2 separate regions of the Homo sapiens genome follow, and region 2 is linked to region 1. The links are chromatin contacts, found by Hi-C or POLR2A ChIA-PET in ENCODE. All regions are on one chromosome and are shown on one strand. Each heading gives the region's core, a stretch centred on a gene start or an enhancer-like site at or near the end of the contact. The rest is flanking DNA. Distances are from core to core; before and after follow the strand shown.

What was found. Hi-C counts contacts between places; a loop is a spot of excess contacts on that map. ChIA-PET counts read pairs that join two places held with the same protein, here RNA polymerase II (POLR2A).
Region 2: a loop to region 1 is called in a map of Caco-2, with 4 times the contacts of the local background. The contact joins two enhancer-like sites. A Hi-C loop is called at or near these places in 4 of 168 maps with a recorded cell type or tissue (Caco-2, Calu3, GM13976 and 1 more). POLR2A ChIA-PET finds 5 or more read pairs at or near these places in 6 of 52 experiments (Caco-2, H1, MCF 10A and 3 more).

What each region holds. Positions count from the first base shown.
Region 1 is chr21:41,524,458-41,529,066 of GRCh38, forward strand. No RefSeq gene overlaps it. Among named protein-coding and RNA genes, the nearest start is that of TMPRSS2, 19 kb to the left of the region's middle. RefSeq lists enhancers at 966-2,968, 1,836-2,327 and a cis regulatory region at 1,528-2,956. Within about 2 kb of position 2,419, at least 7 of the 41 ENCODE cell types and tissues checked have a DNase peak (open chromatin) inside an H3K27ac peak, as active enhancers do.
Region 2 is chr21:41,603,158-41,607,766 of GRCh38, forward strand. It overlaps the pseudogene LOC124905060. Among named protein-coding and RNA genes, the nearest start is that of PCSEAT, 25 kb to the left of the region's middle. RefSeq lists enhancers at 1,277-2,153, 2,154-3,029. Within about 2 kb of position 2,599, at least 2 of the 41 ENCODE cell types and tissues checked have a DNase peak (open chromatin) inside an H3K27ac peak, as active enhancers do.

The sequences.
Region 1 (4,609 bases), core at 1,169-3,668:
TTTTGATCCTTGTACATTTCTTTTTTCCAGCTAAAATACATGCAAGTAACTTTTTAAAAATAGGTTAAGCCGGCTGGGCGTGGTGGCTCACGCCTGTAATCCCAGCACTTTGGGAGGCCGAGGCAGGAGGATCACGAGGTCAGGAGATCGAGACCATCCTGGCTAACATGGTGAAACCCCATCTCTACTAAAAATACAAAAAAATTAGCCCGGTGTGGTGGCGGGCGCCTGTAGTCCCAGCTACTCGGGAGGCTGAGGCAGGAGAATGGCTTGAACCTGGGAGGCGGAGCTTGCAGTGAGCCGAGATTGTGCCACTGCACTCCAGCCTGGGGAACAGAGCAAGACTCCGTCTCAAAAAAAAATAATAATAATAAGTTAAGCCAACCGGGCAATCTCGGATGCTCCCACGGTGCTCACGCTTAAACGCCTTTGAGGCTCTGGGTCACTCTGGGGCTACCAAAGCCTTGACGGCCAGGCACTGCTTCTGCTGCTGCACTTACCCAGCCCCTGCCCCTTCCATCTCCTCCCAGTCCCAAAACCCCGCTGCCCAGTCAGAGAGTCCACTTAGGGAACTGCACCTGTTTTCTGTTTGTTTTGTTTTTTCCTGAAAATGGCTGGCCCAAAGGAAGGCTCATAAAACCCTTGAATCTCTGTGTTTGCAGAGAAACAAATATGAAGTGTAGCTAAAGAGGGACTGAGCAAAGGGTCCGTGAAACACGCAGATCCATAGGGATGGGGGCGACAAGCTTCCGTGCTGAACAGGAGCGACCCTGGGGTGGCTGCCCGTCGCAGATGGCTAGGTCACTCCTCTTTCATTTCTTCAGGGACAAAGAAGCACTACACTGTGAGCCTGCTGTTATCACTCCCAACATCTGGTCAGGAAGCAAACCAACTGATCAAGGAGCAACATAGTTCATCCTACTTGAGCACCTCTACTTCCAGATTTTGGGATATGTAACATGCTGAGAACAAGTTAATTATCTATGCACATATATGTGTATGTGTGTATGCATGTGTATACACATACGTGTACAAACAGGCATATATACAGTATGTATACATAAATATAAATATAGTTAAATATATATTTATATTTATAAATATATAGTTAAAGATTCAAATACACAAGTGCCCATTTTTCCCATTGGTTTTTGGAAACTGTAGCTGCTTTAGCCAATCTGTCCTTTAAGAAACAAGAACTTCGGCCAGGTGCAGTGGCTCAGGCCTGTAATCCTAACACTTATGGGGGGCCAAAGTGGGTTGATCACTTGAGGTCAGGAGCTTGAGACCAGCCTGGCCAACATGGTGACACCCTGTCTACTAAAAATACAAAAATTAGCCAAGCATGGTGGTACACACCTGTAATCCCAGCTACTCGGGAGGCTGAGGGAGGAGAATCCTTAAACCTTGCAGGCAGAGGTTGCAGTGAGCAGAGATTGCGCCACTGCACTCCAGCCTGGGTGACAGAGTGAGACTCTGTCTCAAAAAAAAAAAAAACAAAACCAGAAATGAAAGCTTAAACCACCTGTGCCTCACACCGCAAACAGCTCCCTGTGTAATTAAGGAGAGACTTTGCTCTTCCACCGTTTCCATTCACGTGACTGGCAAAGTCGTTCCAGGAGACTCCAGCCCCAGTAAATGGAATGGGGCAAATTTCTCATGGAAACCTCCAGAAAGACCCATCAGCTCTTCAATGGAAAGCAGCAACTTTGTGCTCTAAGATTCTTTGAATCTCTCACTTAAACCCCTTGCCTGGCTGTTTCCACCAAGCTTGGGCTGGTGCAACATGGTCCACACTCACTCCTCATCAACCCCTCGACCCCTCGACCCCTCGACAGGGAATGTTCCACTTTATCCCAACTCCAATCTTCAGGGGGTTCCAACCTTGCCCTCCTGCCTCCCAGGCACTGCGTGGCTTCCGTTATCACCGTGACTAATAAGCTCATTTTGTGTTGGTGTGTTAGGGATCTGGAGAGCCTATATCTGCCAATAACCAATGTCATATGTAAATATACAGTGATAAACTACTCAATAAAACTAACAAAGAAAATAAAACTGGCTATGTTCCTGGTTGTAAAAGTCTTCCAATCATGGGAACAAAATGTCTGCTGTAAAATAGTAAAGAATTCTACTATAAAAAGAAAGCGGGGCGTGGGGAAGGTACTTCCTTCTTTACCTACTCTGTCCTTCAAAAATCACCTGCAACCCCTTAGGCTAATGGCAGTTTGAAAATTGTTTTAATATCTGAGATCCTAAAAAAATGGTCAAGAATTTCAAGATTCCTGCACAAGTTTGAGTTAGAGCTTTTAGATGATGAGGTCGTCACAGGTGACAGGAGGTCACAGGCGACAGGAGGTCACAGGCATGTGTGTAGTGATTATGCTCGCCTCCTGGGTGTCACCCAGCCCCGTGTGTGAGATGCACGTGGAAGGCGAAAGCACCTGTGCTCAGCGCCTGTGAGCTGGCTCAGCCAGGCCTTTAACTGCTCGCTGGAACACTGATTCCTGGTCACCCCAGGCAGCACACTGGGAGGGACTGGAGCTTACCCCCAGGGTGGACTGTAGGTGCTGGGGTAGGGGTGAGGATACCCACCTGCCCAAAGGATAAGGAAGATGCACCAAATCATGCAGGGTGGAGCGTATCAGCTCCAGGGACCCCTTAGGTCAGAGCACAGATTTGCCTTTCACGGTACCTGTAACTACTTCTGTAATCTCATACACAGATTGCTCAGCTTCCCTGAGAATTAGTTGCTTTATCCATAAAATAGGCATAATAACGTATTGCTGGGTCATGAAGAATTAAATTAACCAATGAATAGAGAGAGACTTGTGGACTACAAAGAGCTGGGCAAATACAAGGTATATTTTCCAAGAAGTAGATAATTCAGGTAACTTGCAAAGCAGCCTAGGGCTGGACTGGGCTGGACAGAGACACCCATACCTAGGGTTGCCATGTGTAGTTGTTCAGGTTGTATACGGTACAAACGTAGGGATGACTTTCACATTTGTAGTCATGAAGGATATGTATATTTAACATGACATTTTCCTGCGGATGCCTTAAAATGTCTTATGGAAAGGATGATGTATTCATATTCATAAGAAAACGTTGAACAAACTCATGGTGAGGTTATCTGTCCATGCCCTATTTTGTAAGATGAAAGAAATTAAACCTTAAGGCTGAACTCTCTTCTACGTGGGTTGCAACACTGAATCACAGTTTTGTATCTTAATTGTTCTTTGACTTACATATACAGCTGGAGGGCAGAAATAAAAGCATCAGCTTTTAAAAATGCATCAATCAACTTTAGATTGATCCAGAACAAAGCTGTCAGTTGATTGTAGTGGGCCAAACCAGGTACGATGTGTCTTACTAGAAACACAGAAGTTTACAAACATTTGAACTGACATCTTAAAACTAGGAGACTTCACATAAAATTCAGCTTTCCAGCTTCTCTTTAAAACATGGAAGACCTGGCTCACTGGGCCACCTTTTAGAGGAGCAGGAAGGAGCTCCTCAGCCCTGCGGGCATCTGAGTGGCAGCCCTGCAGGCAACTGAAATTCCACTGTCCTAAGCTGTTCCAGGAGGCGCTGGGGTCCGGTCAACCCCCGAAGCCCAGCAGCGAGCTCCAGAGACCCCGTCTCCCCACAGAATGGAGGTCAGAAGCTGCCGCCAAGCACATGAAACATCTTGGCTTCCCTCTGTGCACTCTCTCCGCTTCCTAACTTCCCTAGCTTAGAAACAATGAGGAAAACGCTGGGCGCAGTGGCTCACGCCTGTAATCCCAGCACTTTGGGAGGCCGAGGTTGGTGGATCACCTGAGATCAGGAGTTCGAGACCAGCCTGGCCAACATGGTGAAACCCCATCTCTACTAAAAATACAAAAATTATCTGGTTGTGGTGGTGGGCGCTTGTAATCCCAGCTGCTCGGGAGGCTGAGGCAGGAGAATCACTTGAACCCGGGAGGCAGAAGTTGCAGTGAGCCGAGATCATACCATTGCACTCCAGCCTGGGTGATGGAGAGAGACTCTGTCTCAAAAAAAAAGAAAAAGAAAAAGAAAAGAAACAATGAGGAAAACGATGGAGGCCCCACACCTGCACCCCCTGCATCTGCTCTGCAGGATGGCTGCACACATTTACTGCCCACCTGTGCTGGGAAGTTCAAAGAGAGCAGAACATGCAGCTTCCTGAAGCTTGTGTCCCAGCAGGGAAGGCACAAACTAACACATAATGAATGTGCAGTGCCAGTGCCAAAAAAAAAAAAAAATGTAAAGCCAGGATAAGAGGCCAGCCTGACCATCGAAGGGGCTCCATCTCCGGCAGGAGTCTGGGAGGGTGTCCATACGCAGGAGAAGCAGCAGGTGCCTCTGCTGGGGGAGGAGCCTTCATGAGGGCAGTGAGAGTGCATTATGGAAGGCCCTGAACACTGCAGGAAGGATTCAGAATTGTATTCTGGATGGCTGGGACCAGAGAAATCACATACCCTGGTTAACACTTCAGAAGAAACAGTCTGCTCTTTGCTGTGTTACATTTTTTTTTTAGTAGAGATGGGGTTTCACCATGTTGGCCAGGCTGGTCTTGAACACCTGACCTTAAGTGATCCGCCCACCT
Region 2 (4,609 bases), core at 1,349-3,848, 79 kb after region 1:
CTCTGTGCTGTCAAGTGAGGGGTGCAGGACCCAAACCCGTACACTTTGCCTCATGCTTTAAAACAGCGCATACTGCCTGCAGCCAACACTGAAAAGACACCAGCCTGTTACAAGAGATTTTCTCTGGATGTTGGAATTACAGGGTCGATTAGGCTTTTCTCTGTCTTTTGAAGTTTCAGGACATTTCAGGAGGAATATGTATATATAGGTTTTGTATAAAGAACCAGAGCCAGTGAGTTCATACCCACAGCGCTGACACCGCCATGGCAGCTGGGACGCCGTAACGGGGGTGAGCCTGGGGTCTCTTGGCTGTCTTGGAGCACCACAGGCTGGAGGCATGGAGGGGGACAATATGCAGAGCCTGGGACCAAAGGGTAGAAACGGTGGACTTTACCACAGGGGCCAAGGGGCCAATAGGGGTGATGCAGGGAGGGCGGGCCATCCCCTTGGGCACAGCGTGGCTACATGGGCAGTGGCACTCAAGAGCCAAGGAAGGAAGACCAGGAGAAAAGGAGGGAATAGTGGGCAGCCCCCAGGGGAGCACTGCCAGCCTGCATGGGGTGACGTCAGAGACCCAGTTGTGGGGCCCCCTCGAGGCCTGCCCTGCCGTGACGACCTTTGAGCATAGTCTGCTCTGCAGTTCCCTTAAGGACTCAGCAAAGAGGCTGCAGCAACCTCCCCAATGTGAGAGGCTCCCACTCGGCTCTAAACTAGAGTCTTTCCCCCGGCCCCATCCCACCCCTCCAAGAACCTCCTTCTCCCCGCAGAGCCAAAACTCCCCAAGATGCCATCCATGCTCCTTGTTTCATGCGCCCCCCAGTGCAAAAACTGGAGCAACAGTCCAGGTTTTGGAATTTGCCCTGTTTGAGTCTTTTTCTCTTTTTTTCTTTTTCTGTTTTTTGTTTTTTGTTTTTTGTTTTTTTGGGTCAGAGTCGCTCCCTGTCACCCAGGCTGGAGTGCAGTGGTGCAATCTTGGCTCACTGCAAACTCCGCCTCCCGGGTTCAAGCAATTCTTCAGCCTCAGCCTCCCAAGTAGCTGGGATTACAGGTGCGTGCCACCACGCCCAGCTAATTTTTATATTTTTAGTAGAGACAGGGTTTCACCTTGCTGGTCAGGCTGGTCTTGAACTCCTGACATCAGGTGATCCACCCGCCTCAGCCTCCCAAAGTGTTGGGATTATAGGTGTGAGCCACCGCACCCAGCCTGAGTCTTTTCTTTCTTTCTTTCTTTCTCTTTCTTTCTTTCTTTTCTTTCTTTCTTTCTTTCTTTCTTTCTTTCTTTCTTTCTTTCTTTCTTTCTTTCTTTCTTTCTTTCTGTTTCTTTCTTTCTCTTTCTTTCTTTCTTTGTCTTTCTTTCTTTCTTTGTCTTTCTTTCTCTCTCTCTTCTTTCTTCTTTCTTTCTTTTTTTTTCTCATTTCTTCTTTTTCATGTTGGACAGATAATGTGCCCAGCAGCAAGGCTTGAGGGAGGCATGTCCCACCCAGGAGGATGAAAGCCCAGTCATCCTGCTGATGTGTCACAGGGAATCTGAGCATTTCCATCCCCAGCTCCCTGCTTTCCGGTCTGCAGTCCCCTCCCTGGGAGCTAGGGCAACCTTCCTTCTTTCTCGTCTCCTCCCACCCGACCAGGGTCCTGGCTTCTGAGTGAGGGAAGCTCTAGAATCCCTTTAGGCCAGTGCGGGACGAGCCATATGATTGATTCAAGGGGACCCAGTTCAACGCGAACATGCGGGTCCCTTGTTCAAAAAGCATCAAGACTTTGTCAACGGCAGCAGCCTCGCGTTGAGCCCAGTGCCCAGTGCCGGCTCCCAGCCCAGGAGGTTGACCTCAGGCCAGGAGCTGACCCTAAAGGAACAGGGAAGAGAGGGATTCAGCTGCCTTGGGGACTGGGGTGTCCCAAACGAGTGAAGACCAGCTGTGCCTGCCAGTTCAGAGCAGGCACAGCATAATCGCCCCGGGAGTGGAGGCCGCAGCAGGATTTGGACCGGGTCTGGAGGTTGTTTTCCTCCATCTGCAAATGAGGAATGTGAGGCCAAGGATAAAGTTAAGTTGGTGCAAAAGTCATTGTGGTTTTTGCATTAACGTAATAAAAGCTACAGCCATCAATTGTTGACAGCCAGGCCTCATGTTTTCTTTGTAACCCACAACCCTATTGAGGGCTGCTCCCGTTATCCCATTTTACAGATGAGGAAACTGAGTGGCTACGAGTTTCCACTCCCAGAAAGAGACGGAGCTGGGTTAGAACCTGGCTCCAGGCTGACTCTGAAGCTGGTGGTACCGCCTTCCACTGCGGTGACCTTCCAGACTCCCATTCACAATCTCTTCCCCTCGTCAGCCCAGCCCCTTTCCTAGGCTACAGGCAAGCTCGGGCTGCTCACGCAAGGCCTGCGGGCAAAGACTGGAGGTGCCAGGCTCCAAGTGGGCAGTGGGGCTGGGATGGAGCTGTGTGCAGGGCGCATGTCCAAAGCCCCTGTACAGTGGCTGGGGGCCAGCCTCAGGCCCAGCCGGCCGTGGGTGAGCAGAGCAGGCTGCCCTTGCACACAGAGCCCTGTAACCTGATGGAGCAGACTGCTCTTGCACAAAGGGCCCTGCAACCTGAGCCTGTTGACTTTGGGGAGGAGCCCAAGGGAGCCGAGGCCTCTGGGCGCACACACTGCCGGCAGGGGTTAAAAGCAAGCTGGCCCGGATTTGAAGCGTGTGGAAGCCTGACCTGAGATACGGGGAGAAGACACCAGCAGCCCCGGGCTTTGTTCTTGGGATGTTTTGGATTGGGATTTCTCAGTCTCCAGTTAAGGAAGTGTGGGGCTCTGTACGCTTGAGGTTTCACAGCTATTCCCTGAGAGGGTGTCCGTTCTCCTCCTCGCCTTCCCCTGGAACATCTCTGGTTTTTGCAAATGGCCCCATGTGCTGAGGGGTGAGGCGGGCACTGGCTCTCTCCCTGTGTGCAGGCGTCTTCCCCACTGTCGCAGGCTGAATGGTGGCCCCAAAAAGACACATCCAAGTCCTAAGCCCCGGTATCTTGGAGGTGACCTTATTTGGGAGCAGGGCCTTTACAGATGGAATCAAGGTGAGGTGAGGTCAGACCTGAGTAGGGTGGGCGCTAAGTCCAAAGACTCCGGAGAAGCGACAGACACAGAGACAGGAGAAAGGCACGTGAAGGTGGAGGCAGAGACTGCAGTGAGGCAGCCCACGAGCCAGGGATTACAGGCGTGAGCCACCGCGCCCCGCTGAGAACTGCTTTTTAAACAGCCAACTGGGGCCAGACGTGGTGGATCATGCCTGTAATCCCAGCACTTTGGGAGGCCAAGACCGGCAGATCACCTAAGGTCAGGAGTTTGAGACCAGCCTGGCCAAGATGGTGAAACCCCGTCTCTACTAAAAATACAAAAATTAGCCAGGCGTGGTGGTGGGCACCTGTAATCCCAGCTGCTAGGGAGGCTGAGGCAGGAGAATCGCTTGAACCCCAGAGGCGGTTGTTGCAGCCAGCTGAGACTGTGCCGTTGCACTCCAGCCTAGGTGACAAAGCAAGACTCAGTCTCAAAAAATAAATAAATAAAGATAAAGTAAAATTAAAAAGCCTACTGGCCCTTTCTGTTCCCAGGAGTCCTTCCCTTTTACCCTGCCAGTACTGTACTTGCTGCCAACATCCTGTGGAACGTGGTGACATTAGCAAAAGAAGAGAGATGGGGCACACCCTGCACTAGTCGGCTCACCAGGCCTGCAGGAGACCCAGGTCCTTCCTCATCTGCACCCCTGTAGTTCCTCCCAACACACCGAGATGGGTTGTGGAGGGACCATGGGTCCAGCAAGGCTGAAGAGCGGCCTTGGCAAGTACCTTTGTTCTTCCAGGACACAGGAAAACAGGCTAGAATAGGACTGTGTAAGAGACCCTTTTTGCAAACAGCAACATTGACAAAGGTAGGGCAGTCCTGCCTGTCCTATTTTGCCTTTTCTCAAACATAAGGATTCCCTGTTGTCATGGATCAAATAGTGTTCCCCTAAATTTCGTGTCCACCCAGAACCTCATAATGTGACCGTTTTGGAAATGGGGTCTACGCAGATGCAGTTGTTTAAAGTCCTGGAGAGGAGATCATCCTGGAATACCCACATGGGCCTTGAATCCAAAGACTGGTGTTCTCATAAGAAGAGAGGACACAGCGAGACAGACAGCCATGTGAGGAGGCAGGCAGAGACGGGAAGGCTGCAACCACACACCAAGAATGCTGGGGACTGCCAGCTACCACCACCAGCGGGGAGAGAGGCTAGGGGTGGTCTCTCCCTCGGAGCTCTGAGAAGGCACCAACCCTGCCAACACCCTGATTTTAGGATTTTGGCCTCTAGAATGATGAGATACTAGTTGTTAATTGTTGTTTGAAGCTATAACGTGTTTGATATTCTGCCATGGCAGTCCTAGGGGCCTAACACACTTTGGCATTCTGTCTGGCAGGAGATCCCAGTCACCCCCTACTTTTAAAGCCCTGTGATCATAGGGTGTCAGAGGAGCAGCGTGTCTTGGAGAACTGCTAGTCCAGAGTCCCTGTCCTGTGTTCCATGACACCCAATGTCCCTTAAGAGGGAAAGAGGTTGGCTCATGCCTGTAATCCCAGCAC